Regions from separate parts of the Homo sapiens genome. Here region 2 is linked to region 1. A link is an interaction called in ENCODE POLR2A ChIA-PET data of the cell type or tissue named here. Cell type or tissue: PC-9. All regions are shown on one strand. Links, peaks and the distances in the headings refer to the core of each region. The heading gives the core; the rest is flanking DNA.

Region 1 (11,968 bases), core at 2,977-10,976:
TCTCAAGTACCCAGGGACACAAACACTGCGGAAGGCCTCAGGGTCCTCTGCCTAGGAAAACCAGAGACCTTTGTTCACTTGTTTATCTGCTGACCTTCCCTCCACTATTGTCCTATGACCCTGCCAAATCCCCCTCTGTGAGAAACACCCAAGAATGATCAATAAAAAATAAATAAATAAATAAATAAATAAATAAAATTTAAAAAAAAAAACATGTGTGAGCCACAGAGCCCGGCCTTAGGGTTTCCTTTTTAAGGATGCGTTACATTCCATTACATGTAGAGACCACATTTCCTTGACCCATTCATCTGTTGATAAACATTTAGGTTGTTTCCATATCTTGGGTATTGAGCAGACCTGCAGTGAACATGGGAGGGCAGGTATCTCTTCAAGGTCCTGATTTCAATTCTTTTGAATAAATACCCAGAAGTGGGATTGAAGGATCATTTGAGAGTTCTATCTTTAATGTTTTGAGGAAACCCCATACTGTTTTCCACAGTGGCTGCAGTGTTTGATGTCCCAACTAGGATTGTATATTATACATTTTGAATTTTTTTTTTTTTTGAGATGGAGTCCCACTCTGTCTCCCAGGCTGGAGGGCAGTGGCGCCATCTTGGCTCACTGCAACCTTCGACTCCTGGGTTCAAGGGATTCTCTTGCCTCAGCCTCCCAAGCAGCTGGGATTACAGGCATGTGCCACCCCACCCGGCTAATTTTTTTGTATTTTTAGTAGAGACAGGGTTTCACCATGTTGGCCAGGCAGGTCTCAAACTTTTGACTTCAGGTAATCCGCCCGCCTTGTCTTCCCAAAGTGCTGGGATTACAGGCATGAGCCACTTCACCCAGCCTGAATATTAACCGGTTATTAGATATGTGGCTTACAAATATTTTTCTTATGAAATCTTAAGCTGGGTGCGGTGGCTCACACCTGTAATCCCAGCACTTTGGGAGGCCAGGACGGGTGGATCATTTAAGGCCAGGAGTTTGAGACCAGCCTGGCCAACATGGGGAAATTCCGTCTCTACTAAAAATACAAAAAAATTAGCTGGGCGTGGTGGCACATGCCTATAATCCCAGCTACTCAGGAGGCTGAGGCAGGAGAATCCCTTGAACTCAGGTGGTGGAGGTTGCAAGGCTGCAGTGAATGGAGATTGTGCAACTGCACTCCAGCCTGGGTGACTCCATCTCTTAAAAAAAAAAAAAAAAAGAAAGAAATCTTAATTACATAGGGTTGTTTCTCATGTGTATGTGGTTTAATTTTACATAAGAGCCAGGCACAGTGGCTCACGCCTGTAATTCTAATACTTTGGGAGGCCAAGGCAGGAGGATTGCTTAAGCCCAGGAGTTGGAGACCAGCCTGGCCAACATGATGAAACCCTGTCTCTACTAAAAATACAAAAATTAGCTGGGTGTGGTGGCGCACACCTGTAAATCCCAGCTACTTGGGAGGCTGAGGCAGGATAATCTCTTGAACCTGGGAGGTGGAGGTTGCAGTGAGCTGAGATCGCACCACTGTACTCCATCCTGGGGGAGAGAGTGAGTCTGCCTCAAAACAGAAACAAAAACAAAAAAAAACCTCAGCCCCTCATCTCGGGTAGACCACACTAGGAAAAGTGTAGCATAGTGACATTGCTAGGCTGAGGGTTCAATCTAGTTCCAGTTCTCTACTTCCTGGCTGTGTGACCTTATACAAGTAACTTCACCTCTCTGGGCCTCAATGCCCTTATGGGATTAATAAGGCCCAGTTTGCAGGGTTCTTAGGAAGACTCTTTTGAGACCATGGAGTTAAAACATCCTCAGCACAGGGCAAGTAGATAGGGCATTGGAGGGCTTGTGAGGAGTACCTAAGGTTTAGCCCCTGCCCTCTCCTGCAGACCCTGCCCTCTCTGGAAGCCCCTACCCTCTCCCGCAGCCCCTTCCCCAGAGTAAAGAAGCACTCAGGAGAGAATTTTCTGTAGGATTTTTATTGGTGGCACCTGGGGCCACATGGAGGGAGTCCTCAGCACAGGCGCTGGGGTGTGGGAAATTTCAGAGGCCCCTCCTGGGATGTCACCCTTCAGGTCCTCATGAGTCAATCTTGAGTTTCTCCTTCACTTTCTGAAATGTCTCTGAAAACCACTCCCTGTGGGGAGGAATAAGGAAGGGGGTCACTGTGTGCAGCTACCTCCCAGGCTGTCCAAATTCTGCCTGCTACCTGACTCCCACCTCTTCCCCTTGCAGAATCTCCATCCCCACTGTCTGTGGGATTAGGAGGACCGCTGGGCTGGGTGGGCCAACTTCTGTGCCTCAGTTTCCCAGATGGACCAAAGCACGTTGAAGTCTAAACACTTTACCCTTGGCTGGGCATTTGGCTCACGCCTGTAATCCCAACACTTTGGGAGGCCGAGGTAGGCTGATCACTTGAGGTCAGGAGTTCGAGACCAACCTGGGCAACATGGTGAAATGTCATCTTCACTAAAAATACAAAAAATACCATGTGTGGTGTCACACACCTGTAGTTCCAAGTACTCATGAGGCTGAGGCAGGAGAATTGCCTGAACCCGGGAGGTGGAGGTTCCAGTAAGCCGAGATCGCACCACTGTACTCCAGTCTGGGTACATCTCAAAAAGAAAAAATAAGGCCGGGCGCCGTGGCTCACGCCTGTAATCCCAGCACTTTGGGAGGCCGAGGCGGGTGGATCACCAGGTCAGGAGATCGAGACCATGCTGGCTAAGAATACAAAAAATTCTACTAAGTAAATTCTACATTCTACTAAGAATACAAAAAATTAGCTGGCGTGGTGGCAGGTGCCTGTAGTCCCAGCTACTCGGGAGGGTGAGGCAGGAGAATGGCATGAACCCGGGAGGCGGAACTTGCAGTGAGCCGAGATCAGGCCACTGCAATCCAGCCTGGGTGACAGAGCGAGACTCCGTCTCAAAAAAAAAAATTTAAAAAGAAAAAAAAAAAAAAAAAAAAAAGAAACACTTCACCCTGGCCTGGCTTTCAAGGCCTGCCATCTCTTGCTACCAATGCCTTCCTTTTTTTTTTGAGATGGAGTTTCGCTCTGTCACCTGGACTGGAGTGCAATGGCACTGTCTCGGCTCACTGCAACCTCTGCCTCCCAGGTTCAAGCCATTCTCCTGCCTCAGCCTCCCGAGTAGCTGGGACTACAGGTGCCTGCCACCACACCCAGCTAATTTTTGTATTTTTAGTACAGAGAGGGTTTCATTATGTTGAGCAGGCTAGTCTCGAACTCCTGACCTCGTGATCCGCCTGCTCAGCCTCCCACAGTGCTGGGATTACTGGCGTGAGCCACCGCGCCAGGAGTTTTTTTTCTTTTTTGGCATGGAGTCTCGCCTTGTCGCCCAGGCTGGAGTGCAGTGGCATGATCTCGGCTCACTGCAACCTCCGCCTCCCGGGTTCAAGTGATTCTCCTGCCTCAGGCTCCCGAGTAGCTAGGACTACAGGAATGCACCACCACGCCCGGCTAATTTTGTATTTTTAGTAGAGACAGGGTTTCTCCATGTTAGGCTGGTCTCGAACTCCTGACCTCAGGTGATCTGCTTGCCTTGGCCTCCCAAAGTGCTGGGATTACAGGTGTGAGCCATTGTGCCTGGCCTCCAAACGATCTTTCTAAGTTTATGCCTGGCTCTATTTTCCCTCCCTCCCTCCCTTCCTTCCTCCCTCCCTCCCTGTCTTTCTTTTCTCTTTTCTTCTCTTTTCTTTTCTTTTTTTGTTGAGACAGGGTCTCATTCTGTTACCCAGGCTGGAATGCAGTGGCACAAACATGGCGCACTGCAGCCTAGATCTCCTGGGCTCAAGCAATCCTCTCGCCTCAGCCTCCCAAGGAGCTGGGACTACAGGCATGGGCCACCATGCCCAGCTAATTTTTTTTGCATTTCTATTAGGGACGGGGTTCTCGCACTCCTGACCTCAAGTGATCCACCCACCTCGGCCTTCCAAAGTGGTGGGGTTACAGGTGTGAGCCACCGTGCTCGGCACGTTCTTCACTGTTTTATTCCCCACATTGAAACAGTTTCCAGCACTTAGCAGATGCTCAGTAAATATTTTTGAAAGAACGAATGACTCTCTAACTTGCCAAAGGGGGCAAGGGTGGGTTTCATGATATACTGAGCATCTACATGTACCAGACACCCTGTAGGCCTGCTCCTTTACTTCCCTGTAGAACCACCAGTTTATAGGAGAGGAAACTGAGGCTCACAGTAATGCCCCTCTGTCAAGATCACACAGGAAGGGGTGCTACTCCAGCCTGGGGACCCAGGTCTGGCCAAGCTTGGGGCCTTCATTTTCATTACCTCACAAAACCATCTTTTTTTTTTTTTTTTTAAATGGAGACAGGATCTCGCCATGTTGGTCAGGCTGGTCTCGAACTCCTGGGCTCAAGCAATCCTCCCATCTCAGCCTCCCATAGTGCTGGAATTACAGGTGTGAGCCACCATACCTGGGCAAGACCATCTTGTTTTTTTTTTTTTTTTTTTTTTTTTTGAGACAGAGTCTCCTTCTGTCACCCAGGCTGGCACAATGTTGGCTCACTGTAACTCCCACCTTCCTGGTTCAAGCAATTCCCCTGCCTCAGCCTCCCGACTAGCTGGGATTACAGGTGCACGCCACCATGCCTGCCTAATTTTTTTGTATTTTTAGTAGAGACAAGGTTTCACCATGTTGGTCAGACTGGTCTCGAACTCCTGACCTCAGGCAATCAGCCCACCTCGGCCTCCCTAAGTGCTGGGATTGCAAGCATGAGCCACCGTGCCCAGCCCAAGACCATCTTTTAAAATATGGCCTGGATGGGAGTCAGGGAAACTGTCCTTGAAGTCTGAGCACCTTGAGATCTAGCTGTGTGACCAGAGGGATGTTGTCAGCCTCTCCAGGACTTGTTTTTTTTTCAATCTGTTCATCTTGGACCATCTGCCAGGGCTCCACCCAAAAACACACCCCAGCTCTCCCGTGCCCTGGGAAGGGTTCTAACCGCATCTTGGCAGAAAGTTCACTCTGTTTGATGCGGCTGATGAGTTCCCGAGCCTTGTCCTCCAGTGTGTTTCCAAACTCCTTCAGCTTATCCAAGGCACTGGAGACGTCTGGGGTCCCCTGGGCTGGGGCTGGGCCTGCCAGGAAGATGGGCAGGGGTTCAAAATTTGTTTTTTTTTTTTTTTTTTTGGAGATGGAGTCTTGCTCTGTAGCCCAAGCTGGAGTGCAGTGGCATGATCTCGGCCTACTGCAACCACCACCTCCCGGGTTCAAGCAGTTCTCCTGCCTCAGCCTCCCAAGTAGCTGGGATTACAGGTGTGCACCACCACACCCAGCTATTTTTGTTTTGTTTTGTTTTGAGACGGAGTCTTGCTGTGTCAGCCAGGCTGGAGTGCAGTGGTATGATCTCGGCTCACTGCAACCTCCGCCTCCCGGGTTCAAGTGATTCTCCTGCCTCAGCCTCCCGAGTAGCTGGGCCTACAGGCGCGTGCCTCCACACCTGGCTAATTTTTTTGTATTTTTAGTAGAGACGAAGTTTCACCATGTTGGCCAGGCTGGTTTCGAACTCCTGACCTCAAGTGATCTGCCCGCCTCGGCCTCCCAAAGTGCTGGGATTACAGGCATGAGCCACCCTGCCCGGCCAAAAATTTGTTATTGGAACCCCCTTAGGTTGGGATACCGGGATGGATAGAGATCCTTGGGGATCATGTGGTTAGAATGGGGAGGAATGGCCGGACGCGGTGGCTCACGCCTGTAATCCCAGCACTTTGGGAGGTCGAGGCAGGCGGATCACAAAGTCAGGAGATCGAGACCACGGTGAAACCCTGTCTCTACTGAAAATACAAAAAATTAGCCGGGCGCGGTGGCGGGCGCCTGTAGTCCTGCTGAGGCAGGAGAATGGCGTGAACCAGGGAGGCGGAGCTTGCAGTGAGCCGAGATCGCGCCACTGCACTCCAGCCTCGGCGACAGAGCGAGACTCCGTCTCAAGAGAAAAAAAAAAAAAAAAAAAAAGAATGGGGAGGAATACTGGAGTGACCTGGTGGGGCTCAAGCTGCTGGGAATTGCCTTACTCAGCACTGACCTCTCCCAGAGCCCCCCACCCAGCTTACCCACTTTCAAGGCTGTCGAAGCAGGACAGCCAATCCCAGAGGTGTGGGCCTCAATACGTCATCGGTTGCTAGTGCTCTCCTGCGCAGATTTGGCGCCTGCGGGACTGAGCCTGGGAGAACCTGGAGACCCACCCGACCACGATGAGGCAACCACGACCCAGAAGGGGCCCCGGAGCTCTCAGAGGTCCTCTAAGCCGGGACCCCAGGCCTGTAGCCACCTTCACTCTTCCAAATCTCCAACTCCGCAATTCTCCCATCCCACTTTTACCTTCCAAGACGATCGACAGAACCACCACCAGGACCGGGAGCGACAGGAAGAGCCTCATGGCGAGGCCGGAGGGGCACTCTGGAGGCAGAGGCAGGGGTTCAGGGGATCAGTGGCACCCTCCTCCCTCCCTACCTCCCTCCCACGATCCCCTCATCTCCCTTTTTGAGTTTCTTGCAGAGTGTAGGCGGGTGTCCCTCCCAGGCACTCAGCACCAACCTGAATCCTTGCTGGAGGGCTTGGTTGGGAGGTCCTGTCCTGCCCGCAGGACCTTTATCAGGCTGGGGAGGGGGCGGGGCAGGTTGATGTTGATCTCCCTCCTCCTGAGCCTTCCCCTGACCGCCTGCCTCCCTCTGTCCACCCACGTTTTTCTCCTCTGCCCCTGTCCCGTGAGCGTTGGGGTCAGGTGGGGTCCCGGGCACTTCCCTTAGCCCCAAAGCCCCTCCCCGTTCAGCACTCTCACCTCTCAATCTTCCTGACTCTGTGGGGTCCTCAGACCACCTTAGTCCCTTTCCCCACTCAGAATGTAGCAGGAGGAGCCGCAGACAAAATTCCTCAGACGCTGAGTTAAGGAAGGGGTTTATTCGTTCGGGGAATGGGCAAGATTCCTGTCTCAAGAGCCGAGCTCCCCGAGTGAGCAATCCCTGTTCCTTTTAAGGGCTCACAACTCTAAGTGGGTGCACGTGAGAGGGTCGTGATCGATTGAACAAGCAGGGGATGCGTGACTGGGGGCTGCATGCACCGGTAATTAGATCGGAACAAAACAGAATAGGGATTTTCACAGTGCTTTTCTATACAATGTCTGTAATCTATAGATAACCTAACGGATTAGGTCAGGGGTCAATCTTTAACCACCAGGCCCAGGGTGTGGCGCGGGCTGTCTGCTTGTGGATTTCATTTCTGCCTTTTAGTTTTTACTTTTTCTTTCTTTGGAGGCAGAAATTGGGCATAAGACAATATGAGGGGTGGTCTCCTCCCTTAAGAAGACAGCCTTGTCCTGTCCCTGTGGCCATCTTCCCTCAGGGGTCTCCCAGTAATAACCCTGTGATCTCATCCCCCCCTCATTCACACCGTGTCCCTAGATCACCTCTTTCCCTCACTTCCCCTCTCTCAGCAAGCCTCCTCAGCCCCAACAACTTTTCCTTTATGTTGCTGGGTCTCCCAGTTGGCCCGGCGCTCCTACCCTGCGTGCCACCTCCAATTTATTCCAGACCAGCCCTTGAAGCACCCCAGACCACCGTGATATTCTCTGGGCTCTTAACTTCATGGTTCTCAGTCTCCCTTTTTTGGGAGGGGAACGGGTCGCCTTAGCTGGATGACACTGCAAAAACCTCACCTGCATTAGCCAGGCATGGTGGCTCATGCCTGTAATCCCAGCACTTTGGGAAGCTGAAGAGGGAGGATCACTTGAGCCTGGGAGTTCGAGACCAGCCTGGGCAATATAGGGAGACCTCATCTCTACAAAAAAGTTCAAAAATTAGCCGAGCGTGGTGGCGCATGCCTGTAGTCCCAGCTACTCAAGAGGCTGAGGTAGGAAGATTGCTTGAGCCCAGGAGTTCGAGGCTGCAGTGAGCTGTGATTGTGCCACTGCACTCCAGCCTGGTGGGACAGAGACCCCATCTCAAAAAATTAAAACCCTCAGCTGCAAAGCTCTGCGTGTATGTCCCTTCTTCCCTTCCACCGGGCCTCACCCCCTTTGGCTGGCTACCTCCCCCAAACACTCTATCTGCTTTTATTCACCCTCTGACGCCCCTCCTGGCACCAAGCCTGCTTCCCACCATCACTACATCCGTCCCCCAAGGCTGGAGTCCAATGCCTTCCCCACCAGCTGCCTTTGACCGCCAGTGACCCTGGCAGCTGGTGGGGAGGGTGTCCTCCGCCTAGCCTCAGACTCTAGGTTGGCTGGCCTTGTGCCCCCGCAACCACGTGTCAGCCTGGCAGTAGGGGGATGGTTGTGAAAAGGACAGCATAGACAAGACCCTGGCAGGATTGCAACATCCCTCTGGCCAGCTCAGAGCTTCCAGTCCCTGTCAGCCCCAGGGGCCCCCCTACTTCCCCAACTAAGCCCAGCACCCCCCAAACATCCACCCAGATGTCTGCTTCCCAGACCCCACAAGAATAGCATAACAATGCTCCTGCTTTTCCAACCTCATCCTCCCCTCTGCTATAGGGGTTTCTCTTTAATAGATGGGGAAACTGTCGCATAACCAAGAACATCCAGTAGGGCTCAGCGAGGGGCAAAGATGGGGGCTACTGGCTGGTTGCAGTGGCTCACGCCTGTATTCCCAGAACTTTGGGAGGCCAAGGTGGGCGGAGCACTTGAGGTCAGGAGTTCGAGACCTGCCTGGCCAACATGGTGAAACTCCGTCTCTACCAAAAATTCAAAAATTATCCAGGCATGGTGGTGTGCACCTGTGGTCCCAGCTACTCAGGAGGCTGAGGCAGGAGAGTCGTTTGAACCCATGAGGTGGAGGTTGCAGTGAGCCAAGATTGTGCCACTGCACTCCAGCTTGGGTGACAGAGTGAGACTCCGTCTCAAAAACATAAAAAAAATTTAAAAAAGGGGGCTCTTTGTCCTTCTCCTTCCCAGGCTCCAGGATGTCTCTGTGGATGGTTGCTGGGTCAGCTCCTGTCCCATACGACTCCCTGCCAGCCTTTGTTCTGGAACCTCCTTCCCATCCTTGTCCCACCTCTGGATCTGACTGGGGATGTGGTGAGATAGGGCACCCTGTCTGCTTAGACATCTTCATAGGTTGGTGGGGCGTGGTGGCTCACACCTGTAATCCAACTACTTTGGGAAGCTTTGGCAGGAGGATCTGCTTGAGCCCAAGAGTTTGAGATCAGCCTGGGCAACATAGTAAGACCCCATCTCTACAAAAAAGTTTAAAATATGGCCAGGCATGGTGGCTCACTCCTGTAATCCCAGTGCTTTGGGAGGCCGAGGCGGGTGGATCACCTGATGTCAGGAGTTTGAGACCAACCTGACCACCGTGGTGAAACCTCGTTTCTACTAAAAATACAAAAATTAGCCTGGTGTGGTGGTGTGCGCCTGTAATTCTAGCTACTCAGGAGGCTGAGGCAGGAGAATTGCTTGAACCCGGGGGGCAGAGGTTGCGGTGAGCCAAGATGGTGCCACTGCACTCCAGCCTGGGCGACAGAGTGAGACTCCATCTCAAAAAAGAAAGAATTAGCCAGGCATGGTGGTGGGTGCCTGTGGCCCCAGCTACTCAGGAGGTTGAGGCAGGAGGGTTGCTTGAGTTGGAGGCTGCAGTGATTGATGATCGTGCTACTGCACTCCAGCGTGGTCGACTGAGCAAGGCACTGTCTCAAAAAAAAAAAAAAATTCTTAAAGGTGAGAACTCAAGGTTCGATTCTTCAGGTGGGAGATGTGGCTGATGCTGATTCTCTCATTGACATCTGGGGAAACTGAGGCTCTGAGAGGGTGCTGCTCCAGCTCCTGGACATACGGTGAATCAGCAGCAGGCCCAGCAGACCAGGCCCCCTGCCTGTGAGCACACTGACCCTTCCCCTCCTCACTCAGCCCTGGTGAGTCATCTCCAGGGGAGGGGTGCTGCCTCCACGTGGGTGATCAGAGCAGTGCCAGGGAAAGCACCAAGTTCAGGGTGTGCAGGAGCCAAGATGGGCAGAGGGACAAGCAGATGTTGCAGCTGGCCCAGGAGATACAAGCTCAAGTCTCAGCCTGTCCCCCGTTGGTGGGAACCCTCCTCCCCGTCTCTGAGAACTGAGGGGGTGGGAGGAGAAGAGAGTGCCGGCGGCTCCTGGGCTTCCATCCAAGCTTCCCCTCTCTGAGCGCCAGCTCTCGTCTCAGCATGGGCCTGGTGCAGACTCCGACAGAAGAGCCGCTCCCTTCTCTTCCCAGCCTGGATTCAGCACCCAGTAGGCTTGTTGGGAAACATGAGGGGTAGACATCACAACTGGAGGAAAGGATGGAGAATGAGGGATGGTCCGGGTGAGGTGGCTCATGCCTGTAATCCCAGCACTTTGGGAGGGTGAGGCAGGCAGATTACTTGAGGTCAGGAGTTCGAGACCTGCCTGGCCAACAATGCCGAAGCCTTGTCTCTACCAAAAATACAAAAATTAGTCGGGTGTGGTGGGACACGCCTGTAATCCCAGCTACTCTGGAGGCTGAGGCAGGAGAATTGCTTGAATCTGGGAAGTGGAGGTTGCAGTGAACCAAGATTGCACCACTGCACTCCAGGCTGGGCAACAGAGCAAGACTCTGTCTCAAAAAAAAAAAAAAAAAAAAAAAAAAAAAAAGAAAGAAAGAAAGAGAATGAGGGTTGGGCAGGGAAACCCAGTTCACAGTGGGTGAAGGGACAGCTAGCTCAGAGGGAACCGGAGAAGCAGAGAGCTCAAACCAAACTGAATGGCAGAAGAAGAAATCCAGATGAAGGGGGTTGGGGGAGAAACAAGCAGGCCGGGGAGAAAGAAAAGAAACCGTAGGAGGGAGAGATAAAAGATAGAAGTGGAGGAAAACAGGAAGCCAGAGTCTCCTGAGGAGAACAGGGAGAGACAGAGGGGTGGGATGGGGTGCAGGGTGGGTGGGAAGGAGGCAGATATCAGATAAGACTGGAGGAGAGAAGGGGGAGAATAATGACAGCAGAAAAAAAATGAAAATAGCTTAGAATAAAGGCACCAATCTCAGGTCATTTGGAGTTGCAACTCTGAGGAACAAGTATTATTAAGTTGGGCAGGCCGGGCTCGGAGCCCCATGCCTGGAATCCCAGCACTTTGGGAGGCCGATGGCGGAGGATCTCTTGAGCCCAGGGGTTTGAGACTAGCCTGGGCAACATATTGAGACCTTGTCTCTACAAATAATAATAAAAAGCTGGGTGTGGTGGTGCTAGCCAGTAGTCTCAGCTACTCAGGAGGCCAAGGTGGGAGTATCGCTTGAGCCCAGGAATTCCACATCAGCCTGGCCAACAAAGCCAGACCCCATCTCCACACACACCACCCCCCCCCCCAAATTAATCCTAGTGGTATGCGCCTGTAGTCTCAGCTACTGGAAAGGCTGAGGCGGGAGGATCACTTATCACTTGAGTCCAGGAGGTGGAGGCTGCAGTGAGCTGTGATGGCGGGTGACAGGGTGAGACCTTTCCCTGCCCCCTAAAAAAGAAAGAGGGGCAGAGGCCGGGCATGGTGGCTCAGGCCTGTAATCTCAGCACTTTGGGAGGCCGGCGGGTGGATCACTTGGTCAGGAGTTTGAGACCTGCCTGGCCAACATGGTGAAAGCTCGTCTCTACTAAAAATACAAAAATTAGCCGGGTGTGGTGGTGTGAGCCTGTAATCCCAGCTACTGAGGCAGCAGAATCGCTTGAACCCAAGAGGCAGAGGTTGCAGTGAGCCAAGATCGTGCCACTGCACTCTAGCCTGGGTGACAGAGCCAGACTCCGTCTAAAAAAAAAAAAAAGGGCAGAGAGAAAGATACACACAGACACAGATGGAGAGGAGGGGGCTGAGAATTGTGTGGCCAGTATGTGGGCAGAAAGAGAAACTGAGGCTGGGGCTTAGAGGAAATCACAGGGGGAGGCCAGCAGATGCGTGAAACTTGGTGAATCTTTATTAAACTAGGGTCCACCCCAGGAGGACGGCTGGGGCGGGGACA
Region 2 (11,968 bases), core at 1,745-9,744, 180 kb before region 1:
TAACAACAGAGCGAGGAGGCGCCATGGGAACCCAGACGAGCGGAGCAGAGCTTTGTCCGGGGATTAGAGAAGGCCTTGCCCAGAAGGCAGCACGGGAGGGGGAGTTGGTCAGGAAGGGCAGGGGACTATCGAGGGGTGTGCTGGGCAAAGGCGCCTGCGTCTAGGCGTGGGAGGGGTAACGGGAATTGGTCAGGAAGGGCAGGGGACTAGCGAGGGGCGTGCTAGGCAGAGGCGCCTGTGTCTAGGAGGCTGGGCGTTCTGTGGGAAAGGCCTCCCACACCAGGCCCACGGGTGTGGACTTTGTCCTGTAGTTACAGTGGAGCCCTGGGGGCTTTCTGAAACAGGACAGAGGATCAGAACCATTCAAGCTGCCGGGCTATAACTCAGCTCCTCCTCTACTACCTGTGTGGCCTTGGCACCTCTGTGAGCCTGTTTCCTCCTCCAAGATTAACGATGCATGTAAAGAGCTTAGCCCTGTTAAGCGCTCCATAAATGGGAGCTTTGAGTACCATCACCTCCATCACCACCACCAGGAGGCATGACCCCTGCAGAGAGTCACTTCCCTGCGGCTCGCTTTCACCTTTTGGCAGCCCCACTCTCCCACCCTCCCTCCCTGTTGTCCTGGGGAACCAAGCGAGTTCAGCTGTGACAGTGCTTTGCTTTGCAAAAGGGAAGACTGCACAGGACGCGAGCAGTTCTCCACTACATCGCTGACAGCAGCTGGTGAGAGCCTCGGAGACCGTGGAGAGAGGGAGGGGTGGGTGTGAAGGTGGCACACGAGTCCGACCCCGGCGGGTCCCAAGCGCCAGCTTGCTAGAGGAGCCCGCCCACCTAACCAGGGAACACATTCCCAGCTGGAACCCAACCAGCCCTGAGGGGAGCATCCGACTGCAGGGCTCCCGACCCAGGCTTCCGCTGCGAAGTGAGATGGGCGCTGGGCAAGTCACATGAGCTGTGCGGATGTCAGCAGACACTTCCAAACCTCCACCCCCACCTTGAGGCAACCGCTCAGTACCAGCTGCCTAGAGGAAGGGAAGGGGTGAGAACAACTTCTGAGTGCCTACTGTGTACCTCCATCCACCACCAATTCATCCAGTGTGAGACCCTGCGGAGGGCCAGGCACCATGGAGGGTGCTGGGGACACAGGTGAGCCAAGACAAAGATGGGTCCTGCCTTCATGGACCTTCCTACTTAATGTACGAAACATAGCCAAGCATGACGGATCTCTCGAATTCCTTTTGGCACCCAGCCTCTGAACCACCTTCTTGCAATTAGGGAAGCCCCTCCACATCTCCCACCTCCTCTTAGCTGAAACAGCAGACCCCAGCCTCCTGTGTGGCTCCAGCCCAGGAGCCTGACGTGGGCTCAGCCCTGGAGGTGCTGTGGCGGCTATGTAACAGGAGCGGCATCAGCTCCACACTTGATGCAGGGTGTGCTCCTGCTGGCGTGGGCCCCAGGCCTGGCTCTCTGGTCTTCCCAGAGAGTCTAAAAACTTTGAGAGAGTCCTCATCTGGCAAAATGGCTTCACAAATGGGGAAAGTGGTCCAGGGAGGTCAAGGGACTTGCCCAAGGCCACACAGCCCAAGTGTGGAGGAGCCGAAATCACACTCAGGCAGATGATCCTACCCGCTGGTCATCTAGCCCCACCTGCCTAACCCTTACAGCCGGGGGAGGCAGGAACCAGTCAAGTTCAAGGCAGTGACCACCTCACTCAACTTTCCCATGTCCTCATGAGCGCCTGCAACAGCCAGCTACTGTTCCAGCTGCTTTCCAAGTAGAGGCTAATTTAATCCTCAATCCCCATACAAATGGGGACACTGAGGCAAAGAAGCTGGGTGATTTGCCCAAGGGCAGAGCTGGGACTGGCACCCAGGGGGCTCCCGTGCTGCCTCTCAGGTTACTGCCATTTCACAAACATGGAACGAGGCCCGCTGCGGGCTCCAGAGTCTCCTCCTGGAACCCTTGGGCCAGACGTGTTTTAGAATCAGAATTTTCTGGATTTTATAAGACTGATCAGACACCGATATTGCGCTAAGCCACCAGAGGGGTTTGGGATGGTCTGTAGAGTTTTCTGGATCTGGGTACTGTGAGACCTGAAGGGACTGTGGAGGTGAAGTCACTGGAGAGGTCACCGGACTTCACAGCCCACACGCCTCCCACAGCCCATGCAGGGGCAGGATGTCCCAAGCAGGCCAAGGACACGCTGGCTGGGGGAGCACGAGGGAAGGGACTCAGATCCAAGGAGAGAAGGGAAGGGGAATAACAGTCACCTCAGAGGTGCTATGGGAAACAGTGGCATCGGCAAACCTGCTGGTGGAGGGGAGGACTCAGAGGAATCTGATGAAGAAGTCAATGAAGTCAAGTGTCAGCTATCAGCCAATATGAGGCTACGCCAAGCCTACAGCCTCCGGGCTCCTGGCTCACGGCCCCTCCCTGGCCTCCCTGTCTCAGTCTCACCCTATTCATGTCACCTCCACACAGGATTCTGTTAAAAACACCCACCATGCCCCTCCTTTTTCTTTTGAGACAGGGTCTCACTCTGTCACATAGGCTGGAGGGCAGTGGTGTGATCACAGCTCACTAAAGCCTCGACCTCCTGGACTCAAGTGATCCTTCCACCTCAGCCTCCTGAGTAGCTGGGACTATAGGCACATGCCACCATGCCCGGCTGATTTTTGTATTTTTTGTAGAGACAAGGTCTCGTCATGTTGCCAAGGCTGGTCTTAAACTCCTGGGCTTAAGTGATCTTCCCGCCTGGAGCTCCTGAAGTGCTGGGATGACAGGCGTGAGCCCCCCATGCCCAGCCCAGGCCCCTTCTTAAGCCCTCTGGGGCTCCCTGCTAGCACAGCCCATAAGGCCCCACACAGCAGTCTCTCCTGCCTCCTCCAGCCTCACCTCTGACCAGCCTGCCTCTACCTCAACTAAGTCTGGCTTTTTTCTGTTCTTCAGACATACCAGGCTGGTTCTCTCTGCCTTCCACCCCTGGTGCACTCCTCCCACTGCTCCTCACCTGGCTTACTGCTGGATTTCCTTGGTGACGTCCTTTCTAGGAAGCTGCCTCTGCCCTGCCCTCCTGCACACCCTGTGGACCCTCCCTAATCTGAGTCCTCAGAAGCCTGGTTTGCTGAGAATTCTTTACTGTGTGTCTCCCTCACTTGACTGTGACCCCCACAGAAGCATGGACTGGGCCTGTCTTCTGCCCTGACTCGTAACACGTGGCACGGCCACACCATGCTGAATGCATGACTGGTTACGGGGTCACCAAGTCACTCACGCAGCAAGAATATATTGAGCGCCTATCACATACCAGACACTGAGTAGCACAGGAAGAACACGTCCCAGAGGCCAAGGGTCAGAACAGCAGGCAATGCTGAGGACAGAGGAGCAGCACAAATCTCCAGGGACTCAAGCTGTCCACGAACCACAGTGACCCCCTCCTGCGTGCCCACCAAGGCTGGGCCCTTACCCCACCTGTTTCTGTTTCTCCTCCCTGCCACAACACCGCAAAGCCAGCACTGTTGCCTCTATTTTATAAACGATTCTGGGTTATAGATGAAGAGACCGTATGGCACGTTGCACCGAATGCGTCCAAGCACTCAGCCGCCGCACAGGGGTTATTACTGCGCAGGCTTCGGCGCCAGGCTGGCTGCCTGGATTTGAATCCCAGCTCCACCACTTACCCACTGTGTGACCTCAGGAAAATTACTTTACCTCTATGGGCTCCATTTCCTCATCTACAAATTGGGGCAAACGGCACCTACCTCCTGGGGTGGCTGTGATATCTAAATGCGATAATACACAAAAGGCACTGAGACCAGTGCCTGGTACAGGCACATGGAAGGCAATGACTGGTGATGACTAAGGTCAGCCAGAAGGCAAGAATTTAACCCACCTGCCCCCATGCCCTACTGCAGCAGGTGGCCGGCTCAGCTTGAATTTCTGCAGTATTTCAATGCTCACCTGTTAATTTGCTCCAAAAAAGGCTTTGAGGTCAATGCCAGCCACCCCTGAACTGAGGTCTGAAGGCAGGCTTGGGACTGAGTGATGGATGGCGGAGCAAAGCACACAGACAGCCAAGCGAGGTTGTCAGAACCACCTGGGGAGCTTTTGTAAAAACAGGTTTCTGGCCTCCGTGCTCAGTGACTGCTCCAGCTGCAGTCCGTCCAACACAGGGCATTTGGCCCCACGGTTCTTAATCCTCTTGGAGTCGGATGCCTGTGAAGGTTCGCAGAGCCCCAGTACTCGCTCCCAGAAACAAGTGCACACGCACTCCCGCTGACGCACTGAAGGCTGGTTACCGAGTGCCAGCTGGGGGCCAGCTTCGCGTGCTCTTCCGGGAGTCAGAATGGGTGCTAAAGCCTGTCTGTAGGTCCCTGAGAAAGAGTCCTCGTCCTGGCACCAACTGGATTAACTACCACAAAAAAAGTTTCCTGTAAATCCCACCATGGGGTGTTTGATCCCAGGAAAACACCCCAGTCCTTCGGACATGTGTCCCGTGCCCGAGCCCTCCTGTGTGCTAGACTAGGGTCACAGAGGTGACTCATACACAGTCTTTGCCCTTGAAGGGGGAAATAGATGCGAGCACAGATAATCACAGGCACAAAGAATCAGGCGGCCCAACTGCATGTACAGGCACGGAGAGCGGCGAGTCACAGTGTGCAAAGGGCCTGGGAGGGCAGAGGACAGGCACCAGCACAATACCACCACTAACCTGATCATGCTCCAACAGGGCAGGGGGCTGGGGTGGTGGAGCCCCCGCTCCAGAGGAGACTCAGGCTCAGGGAGGAGCTGCAACTTGTCCAAAGTCATCAGCCAGAGTAGGCAGAAGCTGGAACTAACATGGCCAGTGTGGAATCTTGGTACCCCTGCTGCCTCTTCTACTAGTGGGCTGAGACAGGCTGATTTAGTTTTAGCTCAGAGAGATTGGACAAATTGTCCACGGTCACACAGCTTGGCAGAGACAGAGTCAGGCCTGGAGGTCAGGGACTGCTGGGGCACCCAGCCTGGAGGAGTGGGCCTCTGAGGGAAAGCAGGGACGCTGACGTGGGACACTATAGGGGAAAGAGGAGTACAAATACACAACACGGGCAGGAAACAGAAACAAAATGTTAGGGCTATAGGTGGGGGCAGAGGAGTGGTGATGACAGGAATAACAAGGGAGGCATTTGCTGGGCATTTACTATGGATCAGGCACTGTGTTATCTCACTTAATCCTCCCAATCACCCTATGAGGACATACTGCTGCATTTTAGACACAGAAAAATCGAGGCAGAGAGAACAATCGCCAAAGTCACGTGGCTGCTCAGTGGCAGGGTCTACTTGCCAACTCCAGCAGCAGGAGGTGGAGCTGGGCCCAGACGGAAATCTGAGCAGATGCATCAAAGCACCCGCCTCGACCCTGTTCCCTACTCCCCAGCAGCTCCACCACGAATGCTGAAGCAAGCCGATTCTCTAACCTGGGGCCTCTTTCCACCACTGACAGATGCATGTCTACCTGTCCAGCCTGCTTTTAGGACTGAATCTGCAGCACGGGTTTCAATAGCCAACAGTATGGCATTTCCATGCCCTAAGATCCGCATTTAAGAACACCCTGCCCCCACCCCTCCCGCTGCCTTCCAAAGCTCAGGTGGCCAGAGATGGTAGCATGCTTGGGCCCCCTCACCCTGCCCTGCAGACACCTTGACTTCATGCAAGTAGCTTCCTAGTGGGCAAACCCCCAACGCACACACACTGGAGGACTGATGGTCAGGGAGCAGGGAGTGAGTCACCGGCAGGACTGGAGGAGGGGAGATGAGTCTCCCGGACTGTGGCTGGTGTCATGTGCTCTCATCACAAGTCCCTCTCACATGCCTATCTTTCCAACCCCACAGAGTTCAGCTGGGACTGAGGAGACCAGCCGAGCCTCAGGTCATTCCTGCAGTTTGGCCTGATGGGTTCCTTGTGTAAGTCTGGCCTTGGCCTTCAGAAGAGCTGAAGGGTCTGCCACAACATGATGGGGTGCAGTGCAGCCGGCTAGCTCGCTCCCCACGGGCACCCACGTGCCCAGCCTGGCAGTGCTGAAGCGGCCTCTTTCACTCACGATTCCCAGCCTGCCTCCTCCCCGAGCTTCCCTGCCCATCTACACACACCTGGCTGTGGCTTGCTGAGGAGACCTGCCCCCAGCAGGTTCACCCTATCCTCTGACATCCTGGTGGTCTGCAGGGCAGGGATCACTGGCCCTGTTTCACAGGTGAGGAAACACAATGCTCTGCAAGAACCCATGCTTGCCAGAGGCCACAGAGCACACTGCTGCCCCACTGGCATCCCCACGCCAGGCTGCTCAGGCCCCTGACATTCAGCTACATGTCACTCTGCTAGGTGGCTCTCAGACACCACCAGGCCTCACGGGCCCACAGGCGCTCATTCAACAACTGAGTGTCCTTGAGGAAAGCGGAGAAGAGGATGGACTTCGGCCTCTGCTCTCCCATTCCAGCGCGGGAGAGAGACCACCACCAAGAAAACAAGCACACAACAGAAGAACATCAGATGGCCATTCACGTAATGAGGAAACAGCAGCCCCAGCAGGCGGAACCCCACTGTGGGAGATGGGAATCCGGATAAGCCTGGGCAGGCTCGAGACCCTCCCTCACAATCCCCCTCCTCCAGATCACCTCATCTCCAGGAATCCCCAAACCCTGGGCCCCTGCAGGGCCTGAGGGAGCGCTCACCCTCAGGTAGACACCCCCCACAGCTCCCACCCAGCTGGGCCACCACTGTAGCCCCAGGGGTGAGGCTCTGCTGAAGGAGACCCCTGCACTGGGGTGCCCCCAGTGCTGCTTCCTCCTCACCCAGGGGCGCTCCTCCATCCCCTGGCCTAGGCAGCGCTCCATCTCTAGCACGGCACAACAGCTTCCGGATAACTGAGTCTCCCCCCTTCAGACCTGTCAGCTCTTCTGTTACCCCTTGGCCTTGGGGTCACGCCACCCTTCCACTAGATCCACAGCTCAAATGACACCCCCTGTCCCTCCCCACAGCTTATGAGATTGATGCCAACAAATCTCCTACCTCTGTTCCAAGACCAAGCAACCCCTCCCTGCAGTCCTCCAGCCCCAGACCCTCTGGGCCTCTCACTTGGGCCTCCCCTTAGACCCACTTTCTGTACCACGATTCCTCTTCACCCTGGCGAACCCTCCACCTCCCACAGCCCCATGGCCAGTGAACCACTCCATCGTCCTCCCCAGCATGGAGCCTAACCCCTGCTCCTTGCTGTTCCCAGGCCCTTGGGTTTTCTGTCCTGCAAATCCCTTTGTCCAAACTCACCAACTTCACCAATGACCCCTCCCCTGCCCAGGCCCAAGATCATCCAACTCCTCACTGCCAAGCCAACTCCTCAAGCCCTCTTCCCAAACAGGATGGACCAATTCTTCCAGTCCAGTCCATGTCATCACCTCTGCAGCTCAGACGCACGGACTCCTCGAGAGTGTGAGTCCCAACCAGACCTTACTGCCCCTCTCTCAACCGCTGGAATGAGAGACTCCCCCAGCCTGGAGAGTGTTACCCACTCTACCCCTTACCCAGGACAGACCAACCGGCACCCCTCCTCTAAACTCCTCCCAGCCAGGCTCCAACTGCCCCTCTTTTCTTGACAGATAGCCTTCTGCCTCTCCAGTTCTTTCACTGCCTCTTCAAGACTGCACGTGAAAACAAACAAACAAACAAAAAACAAATCTGCCTGGATGACAGCTGCTATTTATGTGGCAGAAATTTATGAGGACTATCTTACTTCATCTTCACAACTACCCCATGGTAAAAATTAGCACCTCCATTTGCAGAGAAAGAAACAGAGGCTTGGAGAGGAAAAGTGGCTTACTGAATGAAAGCCAAACCTGTTCTGGGAATCTGCAGACCAGAAACTTTACCCCCCAAAGCCCAATCTGTGCCAGACTCTCTTGCTGCCCTCACCCCTGACCCTTCAGCCCACAAACTGACCATCTTCCCCCTCGCACCTCACTCCAGGCCCACGCATTGACTGCCATCTCTCCCCTCTCCTGGAAGCCTCTGAAGCAGCCACATCCAGGCCCCACCCCATGCATGAACTCCTCCACACCAGCCCAAGATGACCAACACTGTCTTAATAACAATGACTGCCATCGAGAACACTCACCCTGGCCAATTCCTTTCCATATGTGACTTCATCCAGTCCTCTCCTAAATTCCGTGGCAAGAGTATTGCCACCTACTTCACAGATGGGAAGACTGAGGCTCAGGAGTTAGGTAACCAGCCCGAGGTCTCAAAGGATCTGACCTGGAGCCTCTGCTCTTGAAACACCCTGCTCTGCCTCTCCAGGTCTTTCCCCTTCCTGCTCTGGACTGGATATCACGCAATAGCCAGGGGGCATTCTGACTGTGCCCGGGTCCCAAACTAACCACCTATCCCTGGGGCCTAGAGCCCAAGGACTTGGCTGGCTCCTAGTGCCAAAACTCTTTTTTTTTTTTTTTTTTTTAAGACCGGGTCTCTGTCACCCAAGCTGGAGTTCAGTGGCGCAATCACAGTTCACTGCACTATCGACCTCCTGGGCTCAAATGATCCTCCCACTTCAGCCTCCTGAGTTGCTGGGACTACAGGCGTGCACCACCACACCTGGCTAATTTTCGTATATTTTGCAGAGACGCGGTTTCACCTTGTTGCCCAAGCTGGTCTTGAACTCCTGGGCTCAGGTGATCTGCCCACCTTGGCCTGACAAAGTGCTGGGGTTGCAGGCATGAACCATGGCGTCCGGCCCAAAAGTCTTAATTTAACCACTGCCTCTTTAAGAATAACTAGCCAGCCGGGCACGGTGGCTCATGCCGGTAATCCCAGCACTTTGGAAGGCTTAAGTGGGCAGATCACCTGAGGTCGGGAGTTCGAGACCAGCCTGGCCAACATGGTGAAACCCCCAACTCTACTAAAAATACAAACATTTTTAGCCAGGTGTGATGACAGGTGCCTGTAATCCCAGATACTGAGGAGGCTGAGGCAGGAGAATTGGCCTGGGCGACAGAGGGAGACTCCGTCTAAAAAATTATAATAAGTAGCCAAACTGTCATTCATGATGGACTCCCTGTGTGTTCAGTTTCCAGTTACCATGTTTCCCACCCTCACATCAAAGCCACCAATTCCTCCATTGTCCACAGACTGGCAATAGTTTCTCCCCTTGCCCAGGGCCGGCAGATCAGCTTCTACAGAACCACGGCCACCACAGCCAGTCTGATCCCTCACTTCATGGGCTCCACCCCAGGAGAACTGACAGACTTCTCCAGCACAAAATGGACTCAACACTGCCCTGCATGTCCCAAGCGACTTTCCACTTTCCCAGCCCTATGGCTCCAACACACTCCTTTCAGCTCCAACACTGACCTGACCCTCTCCAGTGCGCTGGCCCTCTCTCCCAACACTTCAAGTAGCCAACTTTTTCATCTCTCTCACCTGCTACTGGCCAGCAACTCCAATTTCTGACTTGATAACATCCCCCAATTCTTTTTTTTTTTTTCTTTGAGCCGGAGTTTTGCTCTTGTCACCCAGGCTGGAGTACAATGTCGTGATCTTAGCTCACTGCAACCTCCACCTCCCGGGTTCAAACGATTCTCCCTGCCTCAGCCTCTTGAGTAGATGGGATTACAGGTGTGCACCACTATGCCCGGCCAATTTCTGTATTTTTAGTAGAGACGGGGTTTCCCCATGTTGGCCAGGCTGGTTTTAAACTCCTGACCTCAGGTGATCCACCCACCTTGGCCTCCCAAAGTGCTGGGATTACACGCCTGAGCCAATGCACCCGGCCATCCCCCAATTCTTTCTCAGGAAGGAACAAGAGGACCCTTCCGTAGCCATGTCCCAAACATCCTCTGCTCCTGAATGACTGACAGCCTTCCTTCTGCTTCTCTTTTTTTTGGAGGAGGAGGCGGCGGTAGGCGTTGGCTTTTCTTCTTAATACCACATTGCAGCAGGCGGCGGTGGCTCACACCTGTAATCCCAACACTCTGGGAGGCCAAGGAGGGAGGACAGCTTGAACCCAGAAGTCCGAGACCAGCCTGGGCAATGTAGTGAGACCTTGTCTCAATAAAAAAGAAAACATAAAAACCACACTGCCTCTTTCTCCCTCACCCAACCACAAATTGACCACCACCTCTGCTCCTCTTCTGGGACCTTATCTTGACTCCTTTTTACCAAGTCCTCTATAGCCACAGTCCAAGTTTATAGTCTCCCTCTTTCCAGCCAAGAAAGTGGCCAACACGACCACTCCTTGCCCCAAGGCTTGCAGACCAGCAACTTAACCTCTTTTTACCCCCATAGACCCATCAAACTCTTTCAACTGCCCTTTCAGGCCCAGTGTTGACCCGCTCCTCCTCTCAACTGCTCCTTCTCTCCTTCTCTGGTGGAACTACGAACGCAAAGGCTGCCACACTCTACATCTGACAAAACACCAAACTTTCTTTAATTGCTCATCGTTTTAAACCCTAAAACGATCACCATCTTTGTCTCGGGTGGGTGGGGTGCGGCAGAAACCAGATACTTTTCACCTTCCCAACTCCATAGCCACCCCCTTTCTAACAGACTACGGTTCTAAACTGACGACTGTCCCCTTATTCACCATTAGGTGCAATCTATTGAACGCCACCTCGAGCCGGGCCCTGCACCGATCCCTCCCGACTCCCGGGTCCCTCTCGAGCCCGCCCCCGCTTCACCCGCGGTAGCTACCATGTCTCCAGGGGTCTTTGGGCTCCACTGCTCCAGACACGATATCCTCGTCGGACGGGAATGTGACGCGCTTGGCTGCAGCCTTGAGGCGCCCATCGGCGGGGGGCGACGCGGGGCTGGGAGACCCGGCCTCAGCTGGGGCCTCTTCAATGTCGCCGTCCGCGCCCGGCACGGGCGGCGCCTCCTGCGGCGCGATCTCCATAGCCGCCGCCGCCTCCTCACGGGGGCCCCGGGGACATGCCCCGGGCCCCGGATTTGTCTCTCCGGGTCCGCCCGCCGTCCCGGGGCATGGGCTCCGCCGCCGCTTCAGGCGCCGCCTCCGTCCGCTCTCCTAGTGGTCGTAGTCGTCGCCGCCGGGAGCCCAAGCGCGCCTCCGCCGAGCCCCGCGCGCGCCTGCCCGTTCGCAGTCACACTTTCGCTCGAGGCTGGCGAGCCCGCCGCTTACTATAAGAAGCAGAAAATCGATTTCAGCGACTTGCACGTAGAGTTGTCCCGCGGGTGACATGAAGAGAGAAACAAAGGGCAGGAAGGGCCACGGAAAAAAGAAACGTGAGCAGCGAATCTGCAGAGCCGGAACTGCAGACTATGAGGGGCGGGGCGAAGTAGACGCCGTCTCCAAGAGCAGCGCGCAAGCGCGAAGCTGAGCCCACGCCTTCCTGCCGGAGTCCAAATAACGAATATTCAGCTCCCGCACATTCGTCAAGAGCCCAGGGAATGGAGTGCATAGAACTGAAAACACCTGGCGGGGCGCGGCGGCACACGCCTATAATCCCAGCACTTTGGAAGGCTGAGGCGGGAAGATCGCTTGAGTCCAGGAGTTCGAGACCAGCCTGGGCAACATAGCAAGGCCCCGTCTTTACAAAAAATTTAAAAATTAGCAGGGTCTGGTTACAGGAGCCTGTAGTTCCAGCTACTTGGGAGGTGGGAAGATCGCTTGAGCCCGGTAGGTTGAGGCTGCACTGAGCTATGATCGCGCCCCTGCACTCCGACCTGGTAGACAGAGCCAGACCCTGTCTCAACGAAAGGAAAGAAATGGGCCGGGCGCGGTGGCTCACGCCTGTAATCCCAGCACTTTGGAAGGCCGACACGGGCGGATCACGAGGTTAGGAGATCGAGACCATCCTGGCTAACACGGTGAAACCCCGTCTCTACTAAAAATACAAAAAATTAGCCGGGCGTGGTGGCGGGCGCCTGTAGTCCCAGCTACTCGGGAGCCTGAGGCACGAGAATGGTGTGAACCCGGGAGGCGGAGCTT

The links. ChIA-PET counts read pairs that join two places held together with the same protein. Peaks named below come from ENCODE experiments on the same cell type or tissue, not always from the same donor. Only the 100,000 strongest peaks of a DNase experiment are listed, where the experiment ranks them.
Region 2: POLR2A ChIA-PET joins it to region 1 with 30 read pairs; 7 of 35 experiments call an interaction of 5 or more read pairs at or near these places.

Annotation. Positions count from the first base shown.
Region 1 is chr19:44,909,327-44,921,294 of GRCh38, reverse strand. It overlaps APOC1 (apolipoprotein C1), which reads right to left and starts at 6,687. Exons shown (of 4, transcript NM_001645.5): 1 at 6,562-6,687; 2 at 6,346-6,423; 3 at 4,970-5,105; 4 at 1,949-2,122. The coding sequence starts at 6,403. The coding sequence ends at 2,065. It overlaps APOE (apolipoprotein E), which reads right to left. Exons shown (of 4, transcript NM_000041.4): 4 at 11,902-11,968. RefSeq lists enhancers at 5,616-6,373, 6,374-7,133, 7,892-8,651 and a promoter at 6,548-7,674. In PC-9, for the core only: CTCF peaks have their summits at 9,692 and 9,891; DNase peaks (open chromatin) are centred at 6,124 and 9,904; H3K4me3 peaks cover 1,351 bases; H3K27ac peaks cover 495 bases.
Region 2 is chr19:45,092,273-45,104,240 of GRCh38, reverse strand. It overlaps PPP1R37 (protein phosphatase 1 regulatory subunit 37), which reads right to left and starts at 11,062. Exons shown (of 13, transcript NM_019121.2): 1 at 10,714-11,062. The coding sequence starts at 10,915. RefSeq lists enhancers at 3,749-4,336, 5,515-6,104, 6,105-6,693, 11,410-11,459 and a silencer at 10,780-10,989. In PC-9, for the core only: no CTCF peak of the experiment used is centred there; a DNase peak (open chromatin) is centred at 5,770; H3K4me3 peaks cover 315 bases.